3 separate regions of the Homo sapiens genome follow, and all the other regions are linked to region 1. Evidence: chromatin loops called from intact Hi-C (ENCODE). Cell type or tissue: PC-9. All regions are shown on one strand. Links, peaks and the distances in the headings refer to the core of each region. The heading gives the core; the rest is flanking DNA. Region 1 overlaps DCBLD2 (discoidin, CUB and LCCL domain containing 2). Region 2 has its middle 9.0 kb from the start of CPOX. Region 3 has its middle 19 kb from the start of OR5K4.

Region 1 (10,960 bases), core at 1,449-9,448:
GTAACATCTAAGATTTTCAGAGAAAATTAAGGCATTAAAATTGTAATTATATGGTTTTATATTTTCTTCACTGATGTTAATATTACTAGAGACACATTTTATGAAACATGGCAGAGAAAAGGAGTTATTTGTGTTGGTCAGGGTTCTCTAAAAGGACACAACTGATAGGACAGATGTATATATAAAGGGGAGTTTATTAAGGTGTATCGACTCACATGATCACAAAGTGAAGTCCCACAGTAGGCCATCTGCAAGCTGAGGAGCAAGGAAGCCATTCCGAGTCCCAAAACCTCAAAAGTAGGGAAGCCAACAGTGCAGCTTTTAGTCTATGGTCAAAGGTCCAGAAGTCCCAAAGCTAAGAACTTGGAGTCTGATGTTCAAGGGCAGGAAGCATCCAGCATGGGAGAAAGATGTAGGCTGGGAGACTTAAGCCAGTTTAGTCTTTTCACATTTTCTTCTGCCTGTTTTTATTCTGGCCGTGCTGATGCAGATTAAATGGTGCCGACCCAGATTGAGGGTGGGTCTGCGTGTCCTAGTCCACTGACTCAAATGTTAATCTCCTCTAGCAACACCCTCACAGACACACCTGGGAACAATACTTTTCATCCTTCAATCAAGTTGACACTCAGTATTAACCATCACAGTATTTAATTCGTAATAGCTTTTTGTTTCCATTGTAATGAGACTCTTTTTTTAAGGTAGTGTTTCAGTAAAGTGGTCTTGAGACATCTAAAATAACGGTCTCCTACAGTCATTAAGAGAAATTTATGTTAAAGGAGTCCATTTTAAATGATGAGATCATTAATTTTCCACATGTGGAGAGTATAAATTTAATTTAGGGGAACTTAGCAAATGGTCGGAATAATTGGTTGGGATTGGTTTAATTTTGTTAAAATATTTATTTTGTTTTGGTACTGTAAATAATACCAATAATCATCTTTAATCTGTTCATTCCCAGGAAGTCATCTTACCCAGTAGTCAAAATCTATTTTACGACGTTATAAACACAAGACACCAAAACAGAATAGTTCTTTACTTAATTAATGCCCACCCATAATCCTTCCTCTCTCTCCAAGGGAATAAGGCCAAGGATTTAGTAATTGTTATGACAAAAACGTGCACTTGGATATGGAAATGAGCCATAATTAGAAATGTTCGAGCTGTGCATTTCAAGTGTTTATACTTTGATGCTGAACAAACTTAGGGAATCAGACCATGTGCATTAATGAAAGCAACTCTTCATTCCCCAGGCATTATAACCACTGGATCCACCATGGTGGAGCACAATTACTATGTGTCTGCCTACAGAATCCTGTACAGTGATGATGGGCAGAAATGGACTGTGTACAGAGAGCCTGGTGTGGAGCAAGATAAGGTAAAATGATTACCAAGGTATTTTTAAAAAACATTTTTTAAATGGGTGGTTGCCAAGTCACAGAGCTCTCCTGTATAAAAGAGATGTAGAAGTTTAGAATGTCTTATACTACCCTCTTGTGGTTATTTTAGGTAGTGTTATTGGCCTTACTCTACTGACTTTAGAAAATTCTCAGTAGTTCTAGGTTCCTTTTGGTGATTGTAACGGTGAGTACTTTTCTGATTTTTGTCATTGCATTTTTAATTGAATTGTTTAGACACTTTATTAAGAAAGTCTAAAAGGGACCTTGTAATTTCTTATTTTTATGAAGCTTTTTTCAATTCACCAGATGATGGAGAGCCTTTGTTCCCAGATTTCTACTCTGTAGGCAAGAGGTAAAAAAAGAAAAAAGCTGAAAACCAACGTGCATTAAATTATAGGATATTAGAGATGAAAATTCATCTGAAGATCATCTCACCAACTTTCATCTTGGGAAACTTCTGTTTTTTCTTACATGAAGAATTGCTCTAGCATCTAATTATGGAATCTTTGTTTTAGTTAGCAACAATTTATGAAGATGCTGGAATGAGCCAGAGGAAATGATAAGGGGTGGGGAGCAGGCAGAGATGGGTCTTATTCAGATGTGTATCCCTTTGATCTTTAAATGGAGAAGTCCTTGTGCCTAAGGAAGATAGATGTCTCCCATCAGTACCAAAACTATGGGGCTGGGCATGATGGCTCACTCCTGTAATCACAGCACTTTGGGATTGCTTGAGCTCAGGAGTTTGAAACCAGCCTGGGCAACATGGCAACACGCCATCTCCACTAAAAATACAGAAAATTAGCCAGGCATGGTGGCGCATGCCTGTAGTCCCAGTTTCTTGGGAGGCTGAGGTGGGAGAATCACCTGAACCCAGGAGGTTGAGGCTGCAGTGAGCTGTGATCACTCCACTGCAATCCAGCCTGGGCGACAGAGGGAGACTCTGTCTCAAAGTGGAAAAAAAAGAACTGAAACAATGATGACATTTTTTCAAACTTTCCTATGAGTTTGATTTTGATTATATATTTTTGTTTTTTATCATGTATGATTTGCTAAAAAGTCTTCAATTACTACTTTTCTCATCTCTTTGTTCAAAAACCTCCAGGGGCTCATTATCTTTCATATGCATCTTAACTCCTCTGCTTTTATTCAAGGCCTCTTTCTTCTCTTCTACTTGGCGTCACATGAACTTCATCTTTGGTGAGCCTCTCCCTGTTAAAGAAAATAACAATACTGTCTCCATACATATCTTCTACCTCATGCCCCTAAACTTGACTACTCTTTACTCCTGCCACATCCATATTCATTTGTATCACATTTATTTTGCTTGTGGAATATAGCTAAATTTTTGGAATGTTAAGAATTGTTCAGGCTTATACTATAAAAACTTCTAAACATTAAATGATATTTCTGAAAAAGATTCTATGTTGCATTCATTTTTGAAAGGTAATTTCTCTAAGTGTAGAAATCTGGGTTGATCAGTGGTTTTTTGGTTTTTTTTTTTTTTTGGTTTTTCCTTTCAATAATTGAAATACGTTGTCTGCTGTTTGCTGGCTTGCATTGTTTTTGACAAGAATTCTGCTATTATTTCTGTTCCTCAATATGTGATATGTCTTTTTTTCTGTGGCTCCTTTTAAGGTTTTCTTTTTATCATTTGTTTTAAGCAGTTTGATTGATGTGGCTTTTTTATATTTTTCTTCTTTTTTTTTTGCGTGGGGTTCTTTGAGGTTTTTGGATCTGTAGGTTATGATTTGCATCAAATTTAGAAAATTGTAGTTCTTTTTTTTTCAAATATTTCCCTTCCCCAATTCTAATTTTATGAATATTATGACCCTTGAAGGTATCTTACCATTCACCAATGCTCCGTTCTTTATTTTTTTCAGTCTTTTTCTCTTTGTATTTTAGTTTGAAAGTTTTCTGTTTTGTCTTCAAGTTCACTAATCTATTCTTCTGAAATGTCTAATCTGTTAATCCCATCCAATGTATTTTTATCTCTGATACTGTATTTTTTATCTCTAGATGTTCAGTTTGGGAGTTTTAAGATGTCTCCAGTGTGTCTTTACATGCTCATGCTTTTCTCTATCTCTGGAACATGGAGCATATATAATAGCTCTTTTAATATCCTCATCTGCTAATGTTATCCTATGTCATATATGGGTCTTTTTATGTTGATTGATATTATGGATCATATTTTACCTGCCCGAATTTTTTTTATTGGATGCCAGACATTGTGTTACATTGTTTGGTGCTGGGGTTTTTTGTTATTAATATTCCCTTAAGTATTTTTGAGCTTTATTCTGGAATGTAGTTAAGCTACTGGAAACAATGTGATATTTTCAAGGCTTGCTTTTAAACTTCATTAGGCAGGACCTGGACAGCCTTCAGTTTTCTTATTTTTCTCCCCCACTGAGACAATACTGTTCTAAGTACTCACTGCAGCATCCCATGTATTATGAGGTTTCTCTGTTCTACCTCTTGGCAGTGTAAGGAATTCCCAGATCTACGGAGCTGTGAGACTTGTCCTGCTGACTCATTCCAGTGTTTCTTTTACTGGCCATAGGTCATTTCTTTACATGCAGCTGAAGATTTAAGGGATAACTCCTTATATATTCTAGAAGTGTCTCTCTCTCTCTCTCTCACTCACTCTATCTTTATAGCTCTCTTCTCTCCTAATCTCTGCCTACAAATTCTAGCTACCTTATTGGCCTCCCACTCTCAGCTCTGTCTCTGCAACTCAGTGAGACCGGCAGGCTCTGTTAGGGATCTCTCTCCCTGCACTGTGGCCTGGAAACTCTTCTATAGACAGTACTGGGGCAATAAATAGCAGGGTTCACCTTATTTGTTTCCCTTCTTTCCGTCATTATTGCCCAAGGCAGCCTGTTATCCAGTTTCTCAGGTACGTATAGGGCTGAACAATAAGTCTAATCCGTTACTCTTATGGTCAGAAATGCAAATCTTCACATTGAATTGTATGAATTAACAGTCTTTTCCCGCTCATGTAAGTCCATCTGCTCCCTCATCACCTCCAACCCAAGGGTAATTGGTGTATTCATTTTACCCCTTTTCTGAGCCTGCACATGTGCATGAGTACGCAGAGACTGCATTTGGTTTTGTTTTTAGAAAATGGGATTTATATATATATATACAATTTGTTTTCATAATATATCACTTTCTAACATTATGCCATATTTATGTGTGGTAATCAATAAAATTTAAGTTTCTTGAGGGTGGGAACTGTAGCAACCATATCCATTTTCTCTTCATGACACCTCACATACTTCTCTGTACATGAGGATTCTCAGTAAATGCTCATAGGTTGACTATAGCAAATCTTTTTTACTCAGTTTTTATAAAATTGAGACAGCAATATAGAGGAATATCTTAAAGATAGTTTTTATGTGTTAAAGTAATGATTTGTTATCGTCCCTGTTCCACTAATATAGTAAGAATGAAAATAATTGCCTTTCATTTTATTTCAGAGTAATATCTGAGGAAATCACGGGAGCTCACTAGTATGGAAGTTATTGTAACTGCAAAACAAACTTTTTAGGAAATGAAGGATATTAACACATCTTTCGAGATTTATAGTCTAATGCCAAGTGAATTAGCCAAGAAGAAATAGAGCCACAATACTTGGAAATAGCTTGATTGAGAAGTTAAACATTTACTTAATCTCATCTTAGCTGATTAGAAAAAAAATCACTTTGATTTTAGGCAATATATGCTTATTAATGGTCTTTAGAAACTACCTAGTTGATCTGACCTAGAGAACAAACAGGGCTCTTTTTAGCTTATTGGAGTCCATACTTAAGTCGGAAGACCCAGAGTCAAGTTGCTGCCCTGTCATTGACTAGCTGTGCAATCCACTTACAGATTCCTGTGCCCTCCTATTTCATAGGGTTGTCTGAATTAGTTACATTAAAATGTTTTATAAATAATTAAGTGCTGGTCCATTGTAAGATACTATCATTATTTGCTTGAAGTAGTTAAGGGAATGAGACTCACCTAAACTCATATTTTTACCTAGGGATTATTTTTATAATGCATTTGTTGCTAGTTAGTTACAAGCATTAAATTAGTCACAGGCCAGGCGTGGTAGCTCACACCTGTAATTCCAGCATTTTGGGGGAGGTCTAGGTGTGAGTATACTTGAGGACAGGAGTTTGAGACCAGCCTGAACAGCATAGCAAGACCCCTTTCTACAAAAATAAAAAATCACCAGGTGCAGTGGCTCATTCCTGTAATCTCAGCACTTTGGGAGGCTGAGGCAGGTGGATCCCTTGAGGTCAACATGGTAAAACCCTGTCTCTACTAAAAATGCAAAAATTAGCCGGGCGTGTTGGTGCACACCTGTAATCCCAGCTACTCAGGAGGCTGAGGCAGGAGAGTTGCTTGAACTTGGGAGGAAGAGGTTGCAGTGAGCCAAGATTGCGCCACTGCACACTAGCCTGGGCAACAAAGCGAGACCTCTTTTCTAAATAAATAAGTAAATATTGCCACACATGTTGGCATGCGCCTCTGTAGTCCTAGCTACTCAGGAGGCTGAGGTGGGAGGATCTTTTGAGCCCAGGAGTTCTAGGCTGTATTGTGCTATGATCCCGCCAATGCATTCCTTGGATGACAGAGCAAGACTCTATCTCTAAAAATAATTAATAATTTAAGCATAAAATAGCATTTCAAAGTCACTTCTAGTTTAAATAGCAGCATGGAACAAAAACCGGGATAATAGGAGAACTGTCTTTATGCAGTTTATCCAGTAGGTGGAGGTATATATCTGTTATATGTTTGTTAGTATATGTTCACCTTCAGCCTGTTGAGAGAAAAATTATGAAAAGTACACAAGCAAAATATTTCCCCTAAGACTTGGCATGATCAATTTTGTTTTACTTTAAAAATAAAAATTAATATATTTAAATAGTTGGTAATTCCACAGGACTAGAGTTACTGATTTACTAATAGGATAAATTGTCTCACTGGATTTGAAACCTTTTACCCAAATGCCAAGTTAGCCCTCTTGTTAAGTTCTTAAATCATCTTAAAATCATTTCTATATTAAATATTTTTGTTTCATAAACTTTTGATAAAAATGTGCAGCATCTTAATATTTTTCCAAATTATGATTATTTTCTTAAAAATTGATCCTTATTATCATACTTTCCAGATGTAATTTAAGGCCTAGAGCAAAGAACAAAAACATGTTTAAGTGGAGAAATTTAGCCCTGACCTCTATTGATTTGAAGTACCAATTTTTTGTTGTTTTTTTAAAGATATTTCAAGGAAACAAAGATTATCACCAGGATGTGCGTAATAACTTTTTGCCACCAATTATTGCACGTTTTATTAGAGTGAATCCTACCCAATGGCAGCAGAAAATTGCCATGAAAATGGAGCTGCTCGGATGTCAGTTTATTCCTAAAGGTAAAGAGACAGTTCGTTTAAGATATGTTTTTACTGGATTGCCAATTTAAAATGGTTTTGCTGTTCTCAGAGAGAGTAATTAATAATGTGAGTGTCTTTCTGGTTAAACTCTAATTACAATATCTTCTTAAAGGGATGTTAAAAAAAATGGTTACCCTATTAAAAAGTTAGTTATAAGAATGGTTTCCAAAATTATAAGTGGAAGAAGAAATAGCATCATTCATAAGATAATGTAAATGAGATCACTTTCCAAATTTAATCTCAATCCTAATAATTTTAAATCAGGTGTCATGTACTGTAATATTTGTTTAACATAAGCATGAAAGATTGTAACAATACATTTAAAGCAAGAATAATTTATCTCAATATTATACATTTTAATATACTGTTTACTTTTGTACGCCCAAAGGCTACCACAGTGCCTGACACATCGTTGGCCCTCCATAAATAACTATTAAATGAATTGAATAAGTACTGTATCAAAATGTGGATGACTCCTTTATAGCTTTAGCATTCAACATCACTTTCCACCCCATTATTCTTCTTCCTAAGATTATTTTCAGATGATTTAATTATTTAAAAACTGAGAAATCCTGGCATATTTGTGCCTTTATTGCAGAGTATAATATTTATCCTTCCAATATATTTCTCTCTGAGAGTTAAAATTATTCTGCAGAATTAAATACTTTAGGAAATATTGAAGACATTTAGCATTACTATTTTTAATTATGATTTTTAAAAACAAAATGTTTAAATTTTTCTAAACCATTTTTCAAGGTCGTCCTCCAAAACTTACTCAACCTCCACCTCCTCGGAACAGCAATGACCTCAAAAACACTACAGCCCCTCCAAAAATAGCCAAAGGTATGCCTGTTTTTAATGTGAGAATTTGATATTCCTTGGATTTATGGTGCAACTTTCCAAAAATATATTAAAAGCATTATCAAATAAGTTTATGTTAATCAAGTTGGTACAGATTAAAAAGTAAAGAGCTTTTGAAACTTTTTTAAAGGTCGTGCCCCAAAATTTACGCAACCACTACAACCTCGCAGTAGCAATGAATTTCCTGCACAGACAGAACAAACAACTGCCAGTCCTGATATCAGAAATACTACCGTAACTCCAAATGTAACCAAAGGTATGCAAACATGGAAATGAACGCCTAGTACATAGTATTGTTTTGTTCTTAACTGAAGTTTTCACGGGCATTTTTAAACCTTCAGTTTATTTTCTTCCAACTATAGTTTTTAAGTATAGCAAAAAAAAAAATTTATTTTCTTTCATAGGAAAAGACTGCATTGATCTAAGTTGTAGTCTCTGCTGCCATGTAGAATTGCTCTTTAAATATTTAGAGAAGGCCACTGTGTTGCAGGCCTCCTCTTGTGATTTATTGTTCCTTACAGCTAAACATGTTGACTCTCAGGCTTAGAAATACAATATTTTCTAGAAATAACTGAAATCATAGCAGGAAACAAACTTGTTTCCCTTGATAATATATTAATTTGATGGATAGGGAACTTGATGGCAAAAAGGGGAAAATAAAAACAGAACTTTTAGTAGAAACTAGTAATTGTTAAAAAATACTCATAGTTAACATATTCATAAAAAAAAACTTTGGTCTCTTTTTAAGTGTTTGCAATTATATTTTTTAAGATCATAAATAGAAATTTATTAGAATTTACTTTCAAGTTTTGTTATCAGTGATAAATAAGGTCTCAAAATACATAAAACATAGTAGTCTTACTAGTTGTTGAAAAACAAAATTTCAATTGAATTCAAAAAAGTGTCAGTGTCATAGTAGACTAAGTATCAGAGTTGTCACATAAAAAGCTTCCTTGTTTTCAGGAAAGTGCAGAGAGAGAAAGCCGTTCATCCAAAGTAATTTGTGCCACATAGAACTTCAGTCATTCTCATTTTTTGAAAGTTTGCCTGGATTCAGATAACTTTCTCTGACTTTCCCCATGTTGGTTCTTTCCCATCTTCTGAAGTATTTTCACAAAGATGAATTACTTTCTCATGCTGCAGGTACAGCTAGAGAGAATCAAGGGTTCTCAGAGGCAGGAGATCTCAGCATCTTTTAACTGCTTACCAGTTGTCAGAAGGCATGTACTAAGGCAGAATCCCAGACCACATGCCTGGATGGAGATCAGTCACTGAAAAGTGTTGCTCATCTTAAAATCTGATTGCATCTCAGACCCTCAAGGCTAAAAAGAGTCCTTAAATAATTTCCTTCCAGAATTAGGATCCCTGTATGCCCAAAAAGAATAACAAAGAATGAGTTGGTCTTCTCAGAGACCTCCTGTCTCTTTTTTAGGGGGATGGTAGTATATAAATTTATTTTTTGAACCTAAGAAGATGTTTTAAAGCCTCTGATTAAATCACACAGCATCCATCTAAACTTGATTATCTTCTCTTGTCTCACTAATCTTATGGAAAAAGCACATTTACCGTTGTGAATTCTGAGTGCTTTCTAGTCTAAGTCATTATTTCTGTTTATGGACTTCTCCATTTTTACAGCCAGGCTGAGAGTGATTTCATGGAAAAGATTATGTCATGGTCAGATTTGTGCCTCTGTAGTTTCCAGGTCCTCCCTCAGTGGGGCCCGTGGCACCAGCTGGCTGACCTTCTGAAAGGCTGCAGTAGCTCTTCTGTCTGTTCTCAACTGTAGCTATTTTACATATTCCCCTTATTTTCAAGCCCTTCACCCAGATATCTTCACCCACTCTCAGTTACCGCTCCAACTTCACAGAGAAAGTAGGGAGTTTCCTTCCAGTGAAACTCCCTTTTTGTGGAGCCTACAAACCTATCTGTATCCTCTGTTCACTGCAGTGAAAAGGGGGCTTCCTTATGTTGCCCAAGGCTGATTATATCACCTGTGCCCTGGTTCCCCTCGATCTACCTCTCAGGGACCCAATCTTACTGATTATCCTCTCCCCCTCCTGTATCTTCAGCCTCTTTCTCTCTTTTGGATACAGTTGTTTTAAGGAATAAAGAAGATGGTGCAGGTTAGACTCATTGCAGTGTCCGGCTCTGAGCCCCCAGTAAATATCAGCAGGTGCTGCTATTATCATCTTCATGGCAAGTAGGGGGTTGAGCGACAAAGGAAGAAACTAATATCCCAAGTGACCTTAGGCAGATCATTTTCTATATCTGGGCCCAGAATTCCTTATCTCTGGAGTGAAATTAGGGGATTAAATGATCCCTAAATCTCTCCCAGTTCCAGCATTATGCTGGCTTCTGACCTGGTCACACACACATTTCCAATTGACTTTCTTAACACCACATTGTTACCTTCCCATATATATATATATGAATGTTTTGCCATTATGATGTAACGTCATTTCAATTGCTGGATTATTTTCTCTTGTAAGGAGGATACCATGATTTATTCCCTCTCATTTTTGGGCATTTGGATTATTTCCAATTTTTCACTCTTACGCAGAAACAGGGAGAACATCTTTAAGGATGCATCTTTTTTTAGTTTCTGAGAATAAATTCTAGGAATGGAATTGCCAATAGATTTTTGTACATATTGCCCAAAAATGCCAATCAGTGAGATAGCATCAGTTTATATTTCCATTAAAAAATAACTGTTTCCTGGTAGCCTGTTCATCAATTAGTTGTTGTTTTAAATATTTGCCACTTTGATTAGCAAAAGTAGTATTTTGTTGTTTTAACTTTTTTTGTGTTGGTTGTTTAACTTGTATTTCTTTGATTACTAGTGAAGTTAACATATTTAATGGTTACTTGTATTTTTTAATGTATTACTAGTTAATCTCTGCTGATTTTTCTCTTAAATGTTTGGATTTGGCTTGTAATGCCCTACAATATAATAATTATTTAAAGTAACTCTTCTCATATGTAGAAAATATATTTTCCCAATTTTTCATTTGTCTTTCAATTTTATTTTAGTGATTTAAAAATTTAGGAAAATTTCACATCTCTACACAGATGGAATGAATAGTGTAACAAGCTTTTGTGTATCTGCAAAAGCTTCTACAGTTACCACCACATGCCCAGTCTTGACAAATAATGTTTATGGTATTTCCGTGAGGTAGAAAAATGTTGAAAGATGATGTGGTTAATTTTCCCTAGTGATTTCTGCCTTTGGTGTTAATATGGCTTTTGTTTGTCTGTTTTTGTCTTTG
Region 2 (10,960 bases), core at 1,235-9,234, 210 kb after region 1:
TTTGTATATACAGTATATACTTTGTATTCAAGTAAATACTATTATCCTAAGTATAATCATCTGTTATATATACAGTATATACTGTATATATACAGTATATATACAGTATATACTGTATATATACAGTTACTTTATATACAGTTAAGAACTTTACAACAGAATAATCCAGTATGCCTCCTCCCTCATCCTTTGTGCTATTGTTGTCATTATATATATGTATATATATATATACATACACACATATGTTATGAAATCAGTCACACATTTTTGTTGTTTTAGCTTTAATCATTTGGTTGTTTTTTCAAAAATATTATGAAAAAAAGTCATTTTTTATAGTCTGAAAGTGACTAATTCCTTCCACTTTTTTAAATCTGAAAAAAAGTCTTCATTTTACCCTAATTTTTGAGGAATATTTTCACTGGATATAGAATTCTGGGTTGATTGATTTGTTTTTCTCTTAGGACTCTGGGTGTGTCATTCCATTGTCTTCTGGCCTCCATCAGAAGTCAACCATTGTTCATCTTATTTTTCTTTTTGTATGAATGTGTCCTTCATGTTTGGTTGCTTCCAAGCTTTTCTCTTTATCTTTGGTGGTCATGAGGTTGACTATAATATTCCAAAGTGTGATTTTCTTTGTATTTATACTTCTTGGTGTTTGTTGAGCTTCTTATATTTGTAAACTGATGTTTTCCACCAAATTTGGAGGGATTAGAGCCATCATGTCTTCAAATATTTTCTCTGCCCCATTTCCCCATTTCTGTCTCTCTCTCTGTGACTACAAGGATATATAGATCTCTTGATATTGTCCCACACGTCATTGAGGCTCTGTCCATTCTTATCTCAATCTTTTTTTCTTCTCTATTATATTGATTAGATAATTTCTATTGATTTGTCCTCAATCTCAAGAACCTCAATCTCCAGACTTCTGAAATCTTGAATCTGTTGTTAAGTGCGTCTTCAAACTTTTCATTTCAGATATTGAATTTTTCAGTTCTAGAATTTCCACTTGAATAACATGGGTAAAGTTTTGCTCATCTGAATTGACCATAAGTTTATCTTCAGAGATACTTACCCTTGGTCAAAGCTATAGAATTTATTAACTAAAGATAAAAGATGTTTTCTAACCACCTAAAGATGAAAGAAGCATTAGAAATGTGAATGTTGGCTGGGCACGATGCTCACACCTGTAATCCCAGCACTTTGGGAGGCCGAGCCTGGCAAACTCCTAAGGTTAGGAGTTCAAGACCACCCTGGTCAACATGGAGAAACACCATCTCTACTAAAACTACAAAATTAGCTGGGTGTGGTGGTGGGCACCTATAATGCCACTTACTCAGGAGGCTGAGGCAGAAGAATCAATTGAACCTGGGAGGCGGAGGTTGCAGTAAGCCAAGATTGCACCACTGCACTCCAGCCTGTGCAACAGAGTAACACCCTGTCCCCCCCCCCCAAAAAAAAAAAAAAGAAAAGAAAAGAAAAAGAAAAAGAAATGTGAATGTTTTAGGAAAAGAAATTCTAAAAGCTTTGTAACTAAAGATAAACTACAGTGTTGAATATGGGTATCAACTTTAGTCTCCACTTTCTTTATATCATCAGTTAACATTGTTGTTATTATTCCAGAATAAAAGAAAAAAGGGAGGAATGGATGAAACAAAAAGTAACAGGGCCTAGAAATTAGAGTGGATTCTAAAAGAAAAGATGGGAAGATAAAGAGAAATTTGATCTTTTTGTAATTCTTTGCAGATCCATAGTTTAGACAGACAGCAACATGGCGATTTTCTGACGACTCATGGGAGGAACATTAGCCAGTTCCAGACTTTTTCTGTTTCCCCTCTGTGTTGAAAATTAAACTCAAAACTTAACAGGTCAGGAAATGTCTACCCACCTGATTCCACTTGCTGCTGTAGCAACTTTTATTCTTAATTTACTTTGCTGAACCTCTGTTATGCACCGGTAAGATAGGAATAATAAGAAAATTTATTATTTTGATAGAATATTTGACTGAGTCAGCCAGGCGCGGTGGCTTACGCCTGTAATTCCAGCACTGTGAGAGGCCGAGGCAGGCGTATCACAAGGTCAAGAAATCAAGACCATCCTGGCCAACATGGTGAAACTCCGTATCTACTAAAAATACAAAAATTAGCTGGGTGTGGTGGCACATGCCTGTAGTCCCAGCTACTCGGGAGGCTGAGGCAGGAGAATCTCTTGAACCTGGGAGGCAGAGGTTGCAGTGAGCCAAGATTGCGCCACTGCACTCCAGCCTGGGCGACAGAGCGAGACGCTGTCAAAAAAAAAAAAAAATTGACTGAGTCAAATTAATAAGTCATCAGTGATTCACATCAGAGGAGAAACTAAAAGTTTTTAGATAATTGCTAAGTGTCAGGCACTGTGCTAAACAGCTAAGATAGGTTGTTTCGTTTTTTTCATACAAAAACAGTGAGAAATTTTCTTATTGCTATCTTATGGGTGAGGAACAGAGGTTCAACAAAGTAAATTAAGAATAAAAGTTGCTACAATGGCAAGCAGAGTCACGTGGGTAGACATTTCCTGAACCAAGTGAGTTTTGAGTTTAATTTTCAACACAGAGTGGAAAGAGAAAAAGTTTGGAACTGGGTAATATTCCTCCCATAAGTCATCAGAAAATCACCATGTTGTTGTCTGTCTAAACTATGGATCTGCAAAAACTGTGTCCAGAAAGAAAAGCGCCTTTGTGTCTAACTTGTAAAGACCTTTAATGGATGTTTGATAATGCCAAAGATGATGGTGACTAACAGCTGTTTGATAGTCTCCACCTGAATATAAGGCTGTAATTAAAACTAGTTTTCATTCTCTCTAGACAGATATGCAGCTTTGCTACATTGAACAGATTCCAGGTCAGTGATTTCCAAGTTGCAAAGTTTTGTATCCATTTCTATTGGAAATCCTTCTCTAGATCTAAATTAAACCTTCTTCTTGGCCAGGCGTGGTGGCTCATGCCTGTAATCCCAGCACTGTGGGAGGCCGAGGTGGGTGGATCACCTGGGGTCAGGGGTTTGAGACCAGCCTAACCAACATGGAGAAAACCCATCTCTACTAAAAATACAAAATTAGCCGTGCTTGGTGGTGCATGCCTATAATCCCAGCTACTCAGGAGGCTGTGGCAGGAGAATCGCTTGAACCTGGGAGGTGGAGGATACGGTGAGCCTAGATCCTAAATATCTCTAATCTCTATTCTCTACCATTAATTTGAACCAGTGACCTTCAGCTTATTTCTATGCACCCTCCCTAAGGGTCTCTCACTCTACTTCACTCTACTAAATTAATTGTTAACCCTCTGGGACTCATTTTTGTCCTTTGTAAAATGGAGGAATTCATTTAATCATGACTTTCAGACTTAGCTCTTCTTGGTCCTAGAGGTTCAAAGAAGTGATTCAGATAATCCTGTGTTAGAGGCTGACAAACAGGAGAGTCATTGCCCAGCCAGAACACTCCTGCAACAAAAGCAGCTCTGCTTTCTGTTCACATAGGAATTGGACTTCTTCATAAGATTTTATTTAAAGAGATCTCATACTAAATCAAGTCTGAGAACCACTGGAGTAGGTTCCTTTTAGCTCTAAACAGTCTAAGACAATATCCCATGATTCTGCAATCTCAAAAACTCTAACAGAAGGAAGAGCTGTTTCACTGTTTACATTTTGTATGTTTTCAGCTGAAAGATTAGAAATGTGGGTGATACCCGTGGAATACTATGCAGCCATAAAAAATGATGAGTTCATGTCCTTTGTAGGGACATGGATGAAATTGGAAATCATCATTCTCAGCAAACTATCACAAGAACAAAAAACCAAACACCGCATATTCTCACTCATAGGTGGGAATTGAACAATGGGAACACATGGACACAGGAGGGGGAACATCACACTCTGGGGACTGTTGTGGGGTGGGGGGAGGGGGGAGGGATAGCATTGGGAGATATACCTAATGCTAGATGACGAGTTAGTGGGTGCAGCGCACCAGCATGTCACATGTATACATATGTAATTAACCTGCACGTTGTGCACATGTACCCTAAAACTTAAAGTATAAAAAAAAAAAAAAAGAAATGCGGGTGATACATAAAACTTGGCTGAGTACATAAGTAGGAACTGCTCCTGGCAGAGGGACCCCCAGGAATGAATTCCTTTCTTATGCAATCATTCATACTCACTCCTCAGGTACTAGAGAAAATACTCATATTGTTATTTTCCCTGGTGCTGATAATTTAATGGTATCAGAATGGCATCAGAATTCTAGGCAGAGTCAAGGAGAGCAGAACCCTAGATAAGAACCCTAGATCACCTCTCCTCCTCTGGCCTCTCCCACCCCTGTGGCAGCTCCTCCCATTCTAGCCACTGGCATGATAAGCAGAACTGAAGTTTATTTCAGTATTTCTTAGGTCAAACACTTCAAAGCTGCCACAGTTCCTGAAAATCTACCCCAACATCTACAGGATCACCAGGTGAGATGCTGGATGTACCCCCTTCTCAGCTTCTGGTGCTACAGAGAACAGTCCAGTTTTTCTCTGGTGACTGCATAGTTCACAGGAGTTCTCCTTGCAGGATCTGCTGCTCAAAACCTAGGGAGGATGCCTGCCAGGTACTCTATCCTATATGTTTGTATAAAACAGCGGGGTGTGGTTGAGGCAGAGTACTTTATTACAAGCTTGAGCTCTGGTTTGAACTCCAAAGAAGGAAGGATTTATAATGTTCAAATTATTGTGAGTCACTGTTGTGGATAATCCTAAAGTTTTCTGGAAACCCTTTCTTGGTTGGAAAAGGAGCAGCATTACATCTACCTGACCTCCCCGATATACTGCCTCCACTCTCTTCCCTTGCCTCCCACCCCCCCATTTCACTTCCAGAATAATCTATCTCAGATATAAACCTCATTAAGCCATCTTCTGCTTTAATGCCTTTTGATGGATTTCTATGGACTTATGAATAATGTACAAGTTCTTTAACAGAGCATAAAAAGACCAGCCTCATTTCGCTCCATTTTCTATTCTGCAATTTTTGTTGCTGCCATTCCATTATCACTGTAGCTAAGAGTCGGAACATGAGGTCTTTGCCTGACTGGGTACTCACTATTAAGAGGATCCTTCTTTATTGATTGATTGATTGATTGAGTCAGAGTCTCTGTCACTCAGGCTGGAGTGCAGTGGAGCAATCATAGCTCAATGCAGCCTTGAACTCCTGGACACGAGCGATCCTCCTGCTTCAGCCTCCTGAAGCTGGGACTACAGGCGTACACCACCACATCTGACTACTTTATTTATTTAATTTTTAGTAGAGTTGAGGTCTTTCTACGTTGCTCACAGGGTTCTCGAACTCTAGGCCTCAAGCAAAACTCCTACCTTGGCCTCCCAAAGTGCTAGGAATACAGGGTGAGCCACTGTGCCTGGCCCCTTTTTAAATTTTTAAAATAGTTCTGTATTTCTCAAGAGTGACTCTAAGGTCCCCTGCTATACAATCAATAAATATGATTATTAAAAATAATACTTATAATAATAGAGCTAATATATATTGCTAGGCACTAGGTTGTGTTCTAAGTTAACTTATCTAATCATCACAACTACCCTAAGAGGGAAATGTTATTTCTAACTTCATCCAGTGGATGAGGAAATCCAGGCACAGGGAGGTTACCTAATTGCCTAAGTTCACAAATGGCAAAGCCAGTTTTCAAACCCTGGCCATCAGACTCCATGAGCCATTCCCTTAACTATGCTCTTAGAGAGTATCCCATTAAAAAGCAGGTTCACAGGCTCCTCTACAGCCTCGAAACATACACTTTTAACAAGATCCCAAGCTCTAGATGCTGGTTTGCAAATTAGTAGGTGAGTGCCCTCTAGTGTACACACGAGTGTCACACATTTGTTGATGTATCATGTTTTCTAATGTGCTCTGTAAAAAAGAGCCAAATTTCATTATGCACGTATTTCAGTGGTTGTAGTTGGATAAATTATATTCATGTCGATGACTAAACTGGTTTGTACCACCTTAAATTTATTTTTGACACAAATTCTATAAACACAGTATTGCCATAAACGCTGTCTCTCTGGTTAGACCCCAGCAGCTCCTAGAAATTCAATTTAAATATTGGAGGCCCCCCTTCCCAATACAGCTTGTTGTTAAGAATGGAGGTTCATAGCCTTAGTGCACAACAAATGCTAAGTGGAAAACATCACATCCACTCTGCAAGAGTCAGGTTTTATCCATCCTCTCTATGTTGGTTGCACTAGACCATTAATTGTCTTCAGTAGGCCGCGCTCAGCTTATTCCCTCATAAGGGGATGCCATTACATTTGAGGCCCTCAGTCTTTCTTCCTGTCATCTTTAAGTGAAAGTTAGAATAGAGATAATCCATCCACTATTTAGTGTGATGTGCATAAACTCCCTATGTTACTACGTTAGGCTACTGGTTATTCTCAGAAAGGATTCCATTCACGTATTTATTAGGTTATAATTTAGTGTTTATAACAAAAGACCCCAAAATTCAGTGGCTAAAACAAAAGTGAAGTTCATTCTGTCTGATTGAACTTTCCAGAGTCATAGTCCAAAATGCATAGTGTTGCTCTGTCATCCTCACTCAACACACAGATTTTATTTCTGGGTTCAAAGTGGCTGTTCCACTTCATGCCTTCACAGCTGTATCCTAGCCAGTAGCGAAAAGGCCAGAGGAAGCACATTTATTCCTTTTAAGAATAAACTCAGAAGTGACACACAATAGTTTTATTCACATCCTACTGGCCAGGATTTGATCATAAGCTTCAAGAGGGGATATGAGTGTAGTGGAAGCATTCTGCTCTACTATAGCTGCTAGCTGAAGCTGCTATATGCTCCACGAAACCTGGAGAATGATTATTAAAGTAAGAAGAGAAAAATGGATTTTTGTTGGACAACTAGTTGTCTCTGCCACAAACCATTTCTTCTGTTTGTATATTTTTATGTGATTCTACAAGTGTCAATTATTCACTGAAAATAGGCAGAAAAATAAGTCTCCATTATTTTAAGAATTCAAGTTAAGAAAATACTAGAATTTTTATGGAGACGCTGCTGATTCTGTTGAGAACCTTGTTTTCTTTGGTACATGGTCCTTCATGGTAGGTAGAGACTTCTTTATTATGAACCTAGGCCATCAGTTCAAAAGTAAATATAGGCAGTCATGGCATTGCATGATTCCAAGAGGCACAAATTACATTTCGTTATCATGATTTGGTTAAATATCACCAGCTCCCCAATGGAGTTCAAATTTCAGTTACCACATTAGATAACTGTGGGTAATTGTGTAAAGTTGTGTAAAGTACAAATCTGGTGCTAGCTCTTCAGTCCACAAATCACTACATAAATAACATAAATGCATCATGTTCACGACCAATCATGCTACTTTTTTTCAAAGTCTGTTGGTGATTGGTCAGTGCCCATCTGTTATTCAGTTTATGCACAATTTATGCAAAGTGTGTAGCTATGTTGTTTCTTTGTTGCCCCATGATAAACGCATGTGACATTTTACAAAAATGGATCATTGAAAGAAGGAATTGGTCAACAAAGATGAAAGTGCAGCAAAGAAACAGAAAGCAACAAAACTGGAAGTGAAATTCTAGTTGAACCTAAATGGAATTACTGAATAAATAGCTAACCAGGGCAATGTTAACATTGTTGCCTTTTGAGGCACTTAGATATGCACCCAGAAGAACGGGATTAGTCAAGGTTCTCCAGAGAAACAGAACCAACAGAATGTATATGTGTTTACATATATGGAGACAGAGAGGAATTAGTTGATTGATTTTAAGGATTATGGAGGCTGGAAAGTCCAAAATCTGCAGGGTGGGCCAGAATAAATCCAGGGAGTAACTGATGTAGCAGTTCAGGTCCGAAGGCCAACTGGCGACAGAATTTGCAAAATTCCTTCTTGCTCAGGGGAAGTCAGTCTATTGTTGTATTCAGACCTTCAACTGATTGGATGAGGCCCACTTACATTTTGGAGGACAATCTGCTTCACTTCAAGTCTACTAACCTAAATGTTAATTTCCTCACAAAAACATCTGGAATAGTGTTTGACCAAATATCTGGGCACTATAGCCCAGTACATTTGACCCATAAAATTAACCATCACAGGAACTTAGTGAAGGCAAACTTACTGACATATGTGAAGAAAGTGTTTGTGTTGGATGAAGATATTTCAGAGGAAGTGATGCTGGAAAAAAAAAAAAAAGAAAAAACCCATTTCACGTTAAAGAAACTATTAGAATATTTCGCAACACTGAAGGCACAAAGGATCAAATGTTGAAAGCTGATCCAGACTTAGAAAGTCTGACAGTTCACTGAGGCATAGAAAAGATACTTGTTTCATATCTTCAGTTATACAATAAGAAAAAGAAGGGAGGCACTGTTCAAACTACTTTATAGAAGTGTGAAAAAATAAAACACATTAATTCTCAATGTTTCTAATGTTTTAAATTACAATGCACCAACAAAAGTAGTTTTACTGTTTTTCATCTACAACCTACAGTAACTGAGTTTTTAATGTTTCTATTAAAAATTAAATTAAAGATCACGGCTGGGTGTGGTGGCTTATGCCTGTAATCCTAGCACTTTGGGAGGCTGAGGCAGGTGGATTGCCTGAATTCAGGAGTTCGAGACCAGCCTGGGCAACACGGTGAAACCCCGTCTCTACTAAAATACAAAAATTAGCCAGGCTTGACAGCGTGTGCCTGTAATCCCAGCTACTTGGGAAGCTGAGACAGGAGAATTGCTTGAACCTGGGAGCAGAAGTTGCAGTGAGCTGAGATCGTGCCACTGCACTCCATCCTGGGCAACAGAGCGAGACTCCGTCTCAAAAAGTATGTATATATTAAAGATCACATAACAATCCTAATTTCTTCCTATTGATTATTAAGAATGATATGTCTGGCTTCTGCTTGCAAGGTCACTGTCATGGTCCCACAACTATTACAAATGCCTATGTAATAGTTCATTTGAAGAGATTATTTGGTGGCTCAAATGGAATCCTTTTTTCCTAGGAGGATGGGAAAGGCTGGCAGCTCCTCTGTGTGTCCTGAAGTTCCTAGTAAGGTGCAGGTGTTTAGTAAATGTTATTGACATTGTATTAGCACACAATGACTCTGGGTCAGATGAAGAGCAATGTTGTAACATTAATAGAGCCTTAGAGACAAGGTCTAGACTTGGTCTATCACTAAACCCATCTAAGCCTCAGTTTTCTAATCTATCATGTGAGTAGTGACAATAGTGGTCCTGTCTACCTTATGGGGTTGATTGGAACCTAACACATAGAAGGTGCTAAGTAAATGTCTATAGAAAGAATAAACGATTCAGGACTCAGTTTGACCAACAAAGTTGGTCAGTTACCCTACAAAGTTCTCATAACCCTTCAGTTATAGTTGAGTTCCTGTTTTACACAGGAAGGCTGCCTGAGTGCTGGTTAGAATGAAGGTGAGGACAAATATTTGGAGAAAGCAAGCCAGATCCGTTGAAGGTACATATATTAGAACCCCAAATGGCTATTCCTTTGCTCAATCCTCTTTCTCATTCCCCTTGACCTTTATACTCCTTGAATGCAGCCTGAATGGTGCAATTTGGGAAGAGAAGAAAGTAAAACAAACCTTGAGCCTGACCATGAGGTCTCTGAGTGGCACATATTCTTGTATTTTTAGTTCTCTCTGCTGCCTCACTTCCTTAAGCAAAAACAAACAGAACCATGCTCTAGTCTTCCACTCCAAATAAAAGATCAACATCACAACTTCCCACCCTGAGCTACTGTTGTTCTATATGTTCTTTCATTTCAGCTGCCACCCCAACAGGTTTTCCGAAACTCTTGTTTCAAAGGCAGCCAATGACTTCATTATTTCCCATAGCCTCTACTCGGTACTTCTGTTCTCTGGATGATCAGAGAGTAAAGCTTTCTGCCTGCTGACCCCACTCTCCTCTTTGGTGCTGTCTCCCTCCATGTTTCTGTGACATCACACTCAAGGCCCCAAGACTTCTTGCTTTTTGTCCCTAATGTGACTGTTGTCCCATGTTCTGACATCAAGCCCTTTATCTTTTAGTTGTAAGAGTTCTTCTGAATGAGCTCATCATCCCAGCACTATGGGTATCTCAAAAATCTCTCTCTCCAGCCCTCATCCCTTTCTGGCCTCATGTTTCCATTTATATAGCTACTAATGTCTCAAGTTCAACATGTCTGCAGTAAGTCTGCAGTAAGAGAATATTTCAAATGTGCTTTTCCCTCCTCCTGCATTCATTCAACCTCATTAATTCTAGAAATAGGTCCTGGCCCAGGCTAAAGAGTTAGACATGGGGGAAAAGATCACTCTAGATAGATGCAGAGAACAAAGGGAATTGATTTTTGACTCCTAAGTTTACATGGATATTGATATGGGTCTAAAGTAAAAGGTCTTAAATGTGTATTTTTCAAGAGAGTATTCCAGTCCACCAGAGGAGATGAACTCTCAATGACATGAATGGAAGTAGCTTTATGTTTCTTGAGCAAGTACTACTGGTTGCAAGTGCCCTGAAAGCATCATGGAGGCAGGTACAGGAACAATATTAAATATCTTTCTTATTGCTGCCTGATGAGGACCATTAAACATGTACCCAATACCCATTGTTCTTTGATTGCCTCACAGGAGGAACACCTATATATATCCCAACACTTTGTCATCAGCATCTTCTCAAATGACCCACCTTTTTGGTTGGCCCATAACATTTTTAAGACTCTGAGAATGGATGGTAAGAGCATTTTATACTGAAGGGATGGAGTGGCCAGGAAGCTCCTGTATCTGGGCAAATGGAACAGCCAGAGAGCTTTAGCTAAACTGGTGGGAATACTTCTATTAAGAATTGTCTCTATCAAACTGATTATCTCCTGTCCTCCCTATAAACTCCTGCTCTGTACCTGCTAGTTCTTCTTTCTAAGTTCCCTATTT
Region 3 (10,960 bases), core at 1,645-9,644, 480 kb after region 1:
CTCATAGCATTTCCTTCCTTATAGTAAATTTTAATGGAATATTATAGCCACCAAATAAATGAATGGCTATTAAGGACTCAGACCCCTTGGAAATTAAGGTTTACAGCACTCCACCAGGAAAAGAATTCCAACTAGGTGAGGTTTTGTTTGATGGCAAGGGAGACTTAGAATGTGTAAGCGAAAGGAAAAGGTCACAGATATCGACTTTAGCCTCATGACCAATTACAGAAATGAAGACTAGTGTCTTTACCCACTTTCTTTCTATGTGTTGTATTAGTTCATTGATAAATGCTGATAAAGACATACCCCAGAATGAGCAATTTACAAAAGAAAGAGGTTTAATTGGACTTACAGTTCCATGTGGCTGGAGAAGCCTCACAATCATGGCAAAAGGCAAGGAGGAGAAAGTCACATCTTACATAGATGGCAGCAGGAAAAAAATGAGAGAGCTTGTGCAGGGGAATGCCTCTCTTTAAAACCATCAGATCTCATGAGACTTATTTACTATCATGAGAACAGCATGGGAAAGACTTGCCCCCATGACTCAATTACCTCCCATCAGGTTCCTCCCACAACACATGGGAATTCAAGATGAGATTTAGGTAGGGACATAGCCAAACAATATCAGTGTTATACTTATGTGTTTATTGGTATATGCTAACCATTTTCTTCTCTGTTTTTCTCATTAATCTTTTACATAGAAACTGTTGGAAGAAAACTTTTCCATTTAGTCTTTAGGCAAAAGAATATTCAATGGGACCATGACTGAATTTTAAGAGTAATTAATACAGCTGGCAACAAATACAATGACTTTTGGGATGGTACCTCTTCTCCTATCTTGTCAGGCAGAGATATAGAGTTGCTTTATTGCTGTACAGTTGTCCAAATGCACACAGTAAGGTGCACATGGAAGCTGAATAGCCAAAGTGATAGACTAGGTTTCTCAGTTTCAAATTCTCCCTTAATTTCTTTGCTTTATGATACTAGAGCTGAACCCTGTCAACATTCCTTTCTCAGCTGGCAAAATATTAAGTTTTACCAGTAAAATACACTTTAAATATACTTTAGGAGAAAAGGACTTCTCTTACTGGATGTGATGAGCTACTCCTTTTGCTCCCATTGCACACTTTCCAGTGACATGTATGACGGACATGCAGTTACCATCCAGTAACTTTTGTTGTCAACCTTGCCTGTGATGTCCTCACAAGGTATGGTTCTGTGGTCCACCAGCTCCCTGGAAGAAAGGTTCCTGTCATTCCTGGTCTCAGCCTGCAATTCCTGCCACACCAGCCTCAATCAAAGGTTGCTGACAAGCTCTGACCTGCACAATCCAGCAAATTTCTTTATCATCCAGTAGGTAGCAGAAATACACTCTCCAGAAACACCTGATTCACAGCTTTGAGGAAGATCCTTTCCAAGTTTGTTCCTCCCTTAGGAACTGTCCCTCAGCCCTAGGGTATTTTTAGCATTCTCTTTTATCCCCTCTTAAAGGCTAACCTCCTGATAGCAGTTGGGGATTTTTTTTAGCAAAAATTCCCTATTAAAATTACTGAGTGGTTCCTCTGCCCTGACTGGATTCTGACTACCACAGTAATATTCCACTGTATGTGTGGCATGCTACAATTTGCTTATCCATGTACCAGTGAAAGGATATTTCGGTTGTTTTCAATTTGGGGCTATTGTGAATTAAACTACTATCTGCATACAGATGCAAGTTTTTGTGTGGAAATGATCTTTCATTTCTCTTGGTAACACACCAAGAAGTGGGATTGTTGGTTTGTGTGGTAAATGTATATTTAGTATACATTTTAAGTGGCTTCTTGTTTTACAAAGTGGCTGTCCTAGTTTTGCATTTTCAGAATTATGTGAAGATTCCAGTTTCTCCACATTAGTATCAGCACTTGTTATTATTGGACCTTAATTTTAGCTATTCTGGTGGGTGTATAGTGATATCTAATGGTGGCTCTAATTTTTCATAGTCCTAATGAGCAAGGGGTTGAGGATCTTTTCAAGTGCCTTTTGGTTTCTCCTACATCTTCTTTTATGAAGTGTCTGTTCAACTCTTTTGCCCATGTGTTTTCATTTATTTGCCCTTCTGGTATTGAGTTATAAAAATTTTCTATATATTCGGGTTACAAGCTCATTGTCAGACATATATTTTGTAATCTGTGACTTGACTTTTTATATTTTTTAATGTTTAAGGTAATCTTTCAACAAAATTTTTAGTTTTGATGAAGTCCAGTTTAACCCAACTTAACATTTTTTCTCTTATCTTTTATGTTTTTATGTCCTATTTAAAATATTTTCTTAACATCACAAAGATATTCTACTATATTGTCTTCTAAAGTTTTATGATTTGGGCGCCTATGTTTTTTGAATTCATCATCCATATTTTATTTTTTTTTTACTTGACACATGGTAATTGTTCATATTTATGGAGTACATAGTGATGTTTTGATATATACAATGTATAGTGATCAGATGAGGGTCACATTATCCATTTTGAATGCATTTTTGGTCACAAAGTGAGTAAAATTTCAAGGCTAGGTTTTTTTCCAGCTGAATACTCAGTTATCCCAGTACTATTTATTGGAATGTATATCCTTTCTCTATTGAATTACCGTGGTGCCTTTGTAAAAAATCAATTGACAATATGAATGTATATTTATTGCAGGAAGCTATCTTATTCCATTAAAATACATGTGTGTTTTTACTTATTGCAGTAGCAATGATTATTGTAGCTGTAGAGTAAGTCTTAAAATCAGATGGTATATAAATTTTAGAATCAGTTTTTCTACTTCTGTAAAATGTAAAAAGCCCGTTGGGTATTTGACTAGGATGCATTGAATCTACAGATCAATTTCACAAGACTTGCCATCCCAACAATATTAAGTCTTTCAACATTTTTATTTTGATATTACTTGATTTTCCTAAGCAATTTTTGTATTTTTTAAGTGTACCAGATTTTGCACATTTGTTATTAAATGTACTATGGCTTCTACTTTTATATGCTATTATGAATGGTGTTCTATTTTTAATTTCATTTTCTGTTGCTAATATGTAGAAATAGTTGATATTTGTTTATACAGTATTGTGACATTAAATTAACTTACTAGTTTTATATATCTTATATAATTTCTACTTAAGCAATTATGTAATATGTAAATAAAGATAGTTTTACTTCTTTCTTTCCAATCTACATTTGTTTCTCCTCATTGCCTTATAGCACCAAGACCTTGAGTACACTAATGAAAAAAAGTAATGAGAATATTTCTGACCTTAGGTAAAAATCATTTGCTCTTTCACTATTAAGTATGGTCTTGGCTGTATATATTTTTATAGGTGAACTTCATCAGATTGAGGAAGTCTTCTTCTATTCTTAGTTTGCTAAGAATTTTTAATATATTTTGAATTTTGTCAAATACTCTTTAATGCTTCTACTAAGATATTAATATAGTCTCTTGCCGTTATTCTATTGGTATATTATATTATGTTAATTGATTTGATTTTCAGATATTAAATATTCTGACATTTCTGGGATAAGCCTCACTTCATCATGGTGTATTATACTTTAAATAGTGCTGGATTTAATTTGCTAGTATTTTGTTAAAGATTTTTATGATTATGTCCAATGTAAATATTGGTCTGTAGTTTTTCTTTCCTGTGATGTCTTTGTCTAGCTTTGGCATAAAAATAGTACTAGACTTCAAACCTGATACATGAATTGAGTAACTGAAAATCATCTATCAATCCAGTTCAAATATAAAATCCAGCTCAATTAGTTAAGGGCTGAGATCATGAGATACATTTCAAATTCTACTATTAGCAACCTTACTGATAACAAAGAGGCCATATGCTTTGTGTGACTATTTGGATTTTTGCATTAGTATATGGATATATTAGTACATATGAAGTTCTTACTAGTTCAGATACATAAAGGGAGCAAACATAAATCTATACTTAAATTGAGTACAGAACAAAAACTTGTTTTGAGAGCCTCAGAGAGGGCTTTATCTTAAGCAGTGCCATAATGGCCATATGATCCTAAAGCAAAATGACTTTGTAAGGAAAGTATCCCTATATATGCAGACTAGAGTCTTTGGCAAAAGGTTCATGCTGACTCCCAGTGCCCCCCAGCCCTCAGCACTGACTAGTGTGATTTTGCAATCAAATGCTCTACATCTGAGCTGTACCTTTTCATCTAGTGTGATTTTGGATTCATAAGTCTACTGAAGCTAGATACAGTTCCTTCAGGAGTAAATGACTAGTCTGTTAGTGTACTTTGGTGGAGCCAGCTTTCACCACTAAAAGCAATCAAATAATTCTAATACCCCAAATGCCTGTTTTATAATGGGTAATGCCAAAGACACATTCCAGTAAGAGTAGATCACTGACAAAAGGAGAATGGTCATCTCTAGAGGAATATATTGTATCTATGAGGGGTTTGCAGCCTTGTCTTTGGTACTGTCAATAGAACCTCTCAAACGACTGTCAATACCAACTTCTAAAAGGTGTAAACTCTATGATTCTCTCTCTGCCAGGGGAAAACAAGCTGACTTAATTACTAGTGCAAGTCTCTAAACGGAGGAACATGATGCCATTTAGAAGTCTACAACCTTTTCCCCATAGATCATAAAACTAAAACTGGTAGAAAACAGAAATGCAAAAAGAGAATAGACTCCTCCAAAATTTTATGAGGTTTCCACAACCTGGTTATGAGAGAGAAAATGTACAGGAAAGTCTCATTTATGAACATATACATTAAAATACTTAAAAATCAGCAGACTGAACCTTGCATTATACAAAAACTGTAATATTACCAACAAGGTTTCTTCCAATGCTGCTTTGGTGTTTGAAAATGTATTACTATACTTTTCCCCCTTAATAAATTAAAAGAAAATATGCAAAAAATATTGGACACATTTAGTAACATTTATATGATAACATTATTAATAACTTCTAATAGAAAATACATTATTTAATAAAATTAAGTACCAAAAACTTATAGAAAATATCACCTGAATAGTAAAACTTTGAATTTTTCCTTTTGAGATCACGTATGACATGAGGAGGCCTGCTTTTATCACTTCAGTGTTATACTAAATATTCTAGTCAATTCAATAAGACAAAAAGAAAAGAAATATAAGTAAAATGTGTAAGAATCAGAAATGAGGAAAGAAAAATGTAATTTTTGGCAGATGATAAGGCAAGGAATGAGGTTGCAATTTAAAAATACACACAGTTTTAGAGGGCACCAAATGTTCCATGTCTTGATATTTAAGATTATTACATAAGTTTTCACTCCCCAATAATTCATCAAGCTGTTTTTTGTTTACATAATTTTTTATGCATTATATTTGTAATTTGTATTTTTATATTAAATAGAAATTAAATTTTATTTATTGAGAGTGGCTTGGAGATGGCACTGCTATATCCCCTTTTGGATGACCTGAACCTACGACTCATTTAAGAATGGGTCTGTCGGCCAGGCACAGTGGCTCATGCCTGTAATCCTAGCACTTTGGGAGTCTGAGGTAGGCAGATTACCTGAGGTCAGGAGTTCGAGACCAGCCTGGCCAACATAGTAAAACCCCATCTCTACTAAAGATACAAAAATTAGCTGGGCGTGGTGGCACACGCCTGTAATACCAGCTACTCAGGAGGCTGAGGCAGGAGAATTGCTTGAGCCTGAGAGACGGAGGTTGCAGTGAGCCTAAATGAACAAAATGCCAACCAAGTAAAAAAAAATTATGTCAGTGGGGAGGGAAGAAGAGGAGTATGGATTGAAAAGCTAACCTATCAGGTGCTATGCTCACTACCTAGGTGACAAGATTCATTTCCCAAACCTCAGCATCATACAATATCCCCAGGTAACAAACCTGCACATGTGCCCCCTGTATCTAAAATAAAAGCTGAAATTTAAAAAGTGCTCCAACATTCTAGAAAGTCATAAAAGAACCTGCTTATGCACCAGAGTGTTCAATACCTATATATAATGAAAGATTCCACAAGTCCATTTGTCATTAGCCTCTTCTCTGACCTGGAATAAGTGTGTGCTTTCAAGAAGGCTTCAGTGTTGTCAAGAACATTAGAGTGTTCTGACTAGCATTTACTGGGCTCTATTTGCCAGACTCTGCCCTACATATTTCACAATGGTCACCCTTGTACCTCTTCATAACAGAGTTCTACAGAACAGTTCTACAGTTCTACAGGGGGTATTATTCTCACCCCTCCCCACTTACAAACGAAGAAAGAGGCAGAGAGAGTTTCTGATTTAGTCAAGGTTATATGGTTAGTAAGTGGTAGAGCCAGACTTCAAAACCCAGGAGTCTAAGCCTAGAGTTTATGTACTTCAGCACCCTCTTTTGCCGTAATTGATAATTGAGGCTACTTCTGCCCTGTCCATTTCTTGTATGTAATAAGTTCAGGGAGATTAGGGCATGGGGGGTGTAATTAGACGTACTAATGAACTCTTGATACAAGTTTCAGTTAATGTAATCTGTGATCAGCTTTGGATTCAGATAAGGAAAATAAGAGCACTCCTTTGGAGATTTGGTTAGATCCCCTACCACATCTAAGGGATCTCCAGTAAGATGTGCAATAGAGCATGGAGCTAGATATTGTGGGGGAAAAGAATAAGTGCTAAGAATTAGAATGAACAGAGTAGAGTTATAAGAAATTTCAGAGAACAGCCATTATCGCTAGCATCTTGCTCTAATGAGCTTGATAGCAGATGAGGGTGTGTGAATGTGCAGTCAGCTTGGCTTAGTGCCCGAGTAGAGAAGAAATCCTCTTTCCTTCATGCCAAGATTGACTCTTGGGTCTCCTCAGTATTACTTAAACAGTGTTCTCATTTGATGACAGCAATGTTACCCTTCCTAAGAAATCCCTACTGATTCCCTAATAATGTCTGCTGAGTATTGCATGTAAATTATGAATACATATTTACAATTACAGAAGTTTCCCAATTCCCAATCTCTAAGCATCAAACTTTTAATAAGTTCTCTAGTGAAGACTCTCAGATTCACTATGATACTTTGAACAGGGAGTGTTAATTTTCTATGTATGTCCAGGGTTAACAAGTGAATTACAGTATTAATCAGGATACTGTCTCCAGTGACTCTCAGTGGATGGATCATTTTTTCAAAGACTAATGATGATAATCTCAGAAAAAGAAATATTTTAGTCATTTCTGTTCTGAGAAATAAATGAAGATGCCCCTCCCCTTCATTTCATAATAAAATAAGAGAAGAGTCTCTGGGTCCCCTGTATCAGATTTGTTGAAGCTATTTATTTATATATAATACATGAAAAATCAGTATTAAATATTAGGGACTAGCCTCTAATAGCAAACTTTGAGATAATAAATAGATTGAAAGAAACTGGAATAAGCCATTATTCTTAATTTCATGAATGAAAGCCTTGATTTCTTTTCACTTTTAATGTAGTAGGGAACTTTAGTGGGTAAAAGGCATTAGAAAGTGACTATGACTCTTTTCTTCCCTTTTAAACCCCTTCTTCTCTTTCCCAATCTCTAGCTCTAGCACTTGTACTGAATTAAATAGTTCTCTTTTCCTCATCTCCTGTCTCTCTCCCTAGTCTTTTTCTTGGTTCCTTTTCTTAGAACTCTCACGCTCATTCTTTTTTTTTTTTTCCTTCTGTCTTCAGGTGTGGGACTGAAAGTAGGAAGATTCCATGTTTAATCCTGATCTTCCCAACACCTTCAATCTTTATATTAGGTTTATGCTGGGATTTCTTTTTTTGGATGCTTTGGGTTTATCTTGGACTAGATCAGATTACTTTCAAAGGCAGATTGATCTGATTTAAATGAAAGTAGTAGAAAACTTTCATTGTTTTTCTTTAAGTTCTGCAGTGAGAAAAACAGAAACTAGCTCCTTGATTATAGATTAGCAGATTCACCATATTAATTAGTATATTCAGCTGCCTGCTTTACATCTCTATGTAAATGTCTAATAGGCATCTCAATTTTTTTCCGGGCCAAACCCGAGCTTCTCTATAATTGCCACCCCTTAATATTTCTCCTGTATCTTCTCCATTTAAAAAATAATGGTGATTTCATTTTTCCAGTTTTTTCCATTTTCCAGGTGATTTCATTTTTCCAGAACAATGCCTGATACATAATAAGGATTGACAAAGAATAACCTTGGTTTCCATATCCCAGGACTATGGTTTGAATACAAGCTAACCAGAACCAAACTGAATTTTTTAATAACTGATAATAGTAAAAGAGAAGCATGCTTTGTGGGTGAAGAAAAGCTGAAGCCCAGGTCTGAAATGTTAAGACTCCTACACTCACTAATACCTTGTCCAGACCGCAAATGCTATACGAAAGACAGTGTGTGATTTTACTCTATGTTGTCGTTTCTGATTGTGCCTACTTGGATCTTCTCTTTTTCTTTGTTAATCTAGTTAGGGGTCTATCAGTCTTAATTATTCATCTGAAGAATGAACTCTTGGTTTCATTGACCTTTTGTGTGGATTTTTGCATCCCAAATTCATTAAGTTCTCTAATTTCACCTACTTATTTTCTGGTGCTGGCTTTGGAATTGGTTTGTTCTTGTTTTTCTAGTTCCTTTAGGTGCAAAGTTAGATTGTTAATTTGAGACCTTTCTGACTTCTTGATGAAGGCATTTAAGGCTGTAAACTTTTTGGGTGGATCCCAGTGATTTCGGTAAGTTGTGTCCCTATTTTTGTTTATTTTAAAGAACTTCTTATTTCTGCTTTAATTTTGATGTTCACCCAAGAATTTTCAGGAGTAAGTTGTTTAATTTCCAGATATTTGTGTCGTTTTGAGAGATCTTTTTAGTACTGATTTTCTTTTTATTGCACTGTTGTCCAAGAGTACACTTTGTACAATTTCATTTTTTTGGTTTATTGAGGTTTGCTTTATGACAGAGTATATGGTTGATCTTAGAATATGTTCCATGTGCAGATGAGAAGAATCTATACTCTGTGGTTTTTGGGTGAAGTATTCTATAGATGACTATTAGGTCTAATTGGTCAAGTTTTCAGTTTAAGTCCGGAGTTTCTTTGCTTGCTTTTTGCTTGATGATCTAACACTTTCAATGTGGGTGTTGAAGTCTCCCACTATTATTGTGTGATTGTCTAGGCCTTTTTGTAGGCCAAGAAGAAGTTTCTTATGAATCTGGATGCTCCAATGTTGGGTGCATACATATTTAGACTAGGTAAGGCTTCTTGTTGGTTTGTACCTTTTATCATTATACAATGCCCTTCATTCTCTTTCTTAATTTTTATTGGTTTAAAGTCTGTTTTATGTGATATAAGAATAACAACTCCTGCTCTTTTTTTTTGTTTTCTGTTTGCATGGTAGATCTTACTCTGCCCTTTTAATTTGAGCCTGTGGGTGTCATTACCTATAAGATGGGTCTCTTGAAGACAAGAGATGGTTTTTTGACTTTTAATTCAACCTGCCACTCTGTGTCTTTTCAGTGGCGTGTTTAGCACATTTACTTTCAAGGTTAGTATTGGTATGTGTGATTTTGAACCTATCATTGTTTTGTTAGCTGATTGCTATTTAAACTTTATTGTGCAGTTGCTTTACAGTGCCTGTGGGCTATGTGTTTAAGTGTGCTTTTGTGGTAACTGGTGTCATTCTTTCAAATCCATGTTTAGCACTCCCTTAAGGATCTCTTGTAAGGCTGGTCTCGTTTAAATATATTACCTTGGCATTTGCTTGTCAGAGAGGATTTTATTTCTCTTCAATTATGAAGCTTAGTTTGTCAGGATATGAAATTCTTGGTTAGAATTTCTTTTCTTTACAGACACTGAAAATAGGTCCTCAGTCTCTTCTGGCTTGTAAGGTTTCTACCGAGAGGTCTACTGCTAGCCTGATGCTGTCCCTTCTGTAGGTGACCTACTGCTTATCTCTGGCTGACTTTAAGATGATTTCTTTTGCATTGATTTTAGTGAATCTGATAACTGTGTGTCTTGGGGATTCTCGTCTTGTACAGTGTCTGGCTGGGATTCTCTCTATTTCTTGGATTTGCATGTCAACCTCTTTGGTGAGATTAGGAAAGTTTTCATGGACTATCTCCTCAAGTATATTTTTCAAAGTTGCTTATTCTCTCTCCTTCTCTCAGGAATGCTGATGAGTTCTAGATTTGGTCTATTGCATAAAGCATATGTCTTGGAGGTTTTGCTCATTTTTCTTAATTCTTTTTGCTTTATTTTTGTCTGACTGAGTTGATTCAAAGACCCAGTCTTTGAGCTCTGAGATTCTTTCCTCACCTGGATCTGTTTTGCTGGCAATACTTTCAATTATATTATGAAATTCTCATAGTGAATTTTTCAGCTCCAGAAGTTTACTTTGGGTCCTTCTTAAAATGGGGATTTCATCCTTTAGCTCTTGAATCATTTTACTGTATTCCCTGGCTTCTTTGGATTGAGTTTCAATGTTCTCTCAATCTAGATAAGCTTCCTTGCCATTCAGATTATGAATTCAATGTATGGTCATTTCAGACAATTTAGGCTAGTTAAGAATCATTTCTGGGGAGATAGTAAGGTCATTTGGAGGTAAGGGGATATTCTGGCTTTTTGAATTGCCAGAGTTCATGTACTAATTCTTTATCATCTAGAAGTGGTGGTATTCCTTTAATTTTGGTATAAAGTGAATATACCAAATTGGCTTAGTTTCTGGAAGTTTTCAGAGGGCTAAGGCTCTGAATAGGATCTCTTGCTGAGACAGGATCTCTTGCTGAATAGGATCTGTTGAATTCTTGCTCTTAGTTTCTCCGGGAGGGAGAATAATTTTTGGTGGTGTGGTTAGGGATGTGATCCAGCAGATGGCGCCTGAAGGCAATGGACAGTAAACAGGCTTTAGTCATGCAGTTCCTTTGTGTATCTTCACGTTTTTTTATCTGTTCTGTGGTGCAAGGGAAGAGCTGTGATCCCCTCACCAGGTCTGCTCGTGGGCCTTGGG

Evidence for each region. A loop is a pair of places that touch in the nucleus more often than their neighbours do. Peaks named below come from ENCODE experiments on the same cell type or tissue, not always from the same donor. Only the 100,000 strongest peaks of a DNase experiment are listed, where the experiment ranks them.
Region 2: a loop joins it to region 1, with 9 times the contacts of the local background. A loop is called at or near these places in 98 of 110 quality-filtered maps.
Region 3: a loop joins it to region 1, with 18 times the contacts of the local background. A loop is called at or near these places in 7 of 110 quality-filtered maps.

The regions. Positions count from the first base shown.
Region 1 is chr3:98,808,184-98,819,143 of GRCh38, reverse strand. It overlaps DCBLD2 (discoidin, CUB and LCCL domain containing 2), which reads left to right. Exons shown (of 16, transcript NM_080927.4): 9 at 1,251-1,375; 10 at 6,662-6,812; 11 at 7,590-7,676; 12 at 7,825-7,950. Among named protein-coding and RNA genes, the nearest start is that of ST3GAL6, 50 kb to the right of the region's middle. In PC-9, for the core only: CTCF peaks have their summits at 1,507 (motif pointing left), 5,931 and 6,136 (motif pointing right); DNase peaks (open chromatin) are centred at 1,493, 3,893 and 5,903; H3K27ac peaks cover 2,354 bases.
Region 2 is chr3:98,597,162-98,608,121 of GRCh38, reverse strand. No RefSeq gene overlaps it. Among named protein-coding and RNA genes, the nearest start is that of CPOX, 9.0 kb to the right of the region's middle. In PC-9, for the core only: CTCF peaks have their summits at 5,658 and 5,865 (motif pointing left); a DNase peak (open chromatin) is centred at 5,851.
Region 3 is chr3:98,329,587-98,340,546 of GRCh38, reverse strand. No RefSeq gene overlaps it. Among named protein-coding and RNA genes, the nearest start is that of OR5K4, 19 kb to the left of the region's middle. RefSeq lists enhancers at 10,801-10,920, 10,612-10,960. In PC-9, for the core only: CTCF peaks have their summits at 6,173 and 6,372; a DNase peak (open chromatin) is centred at 6,346.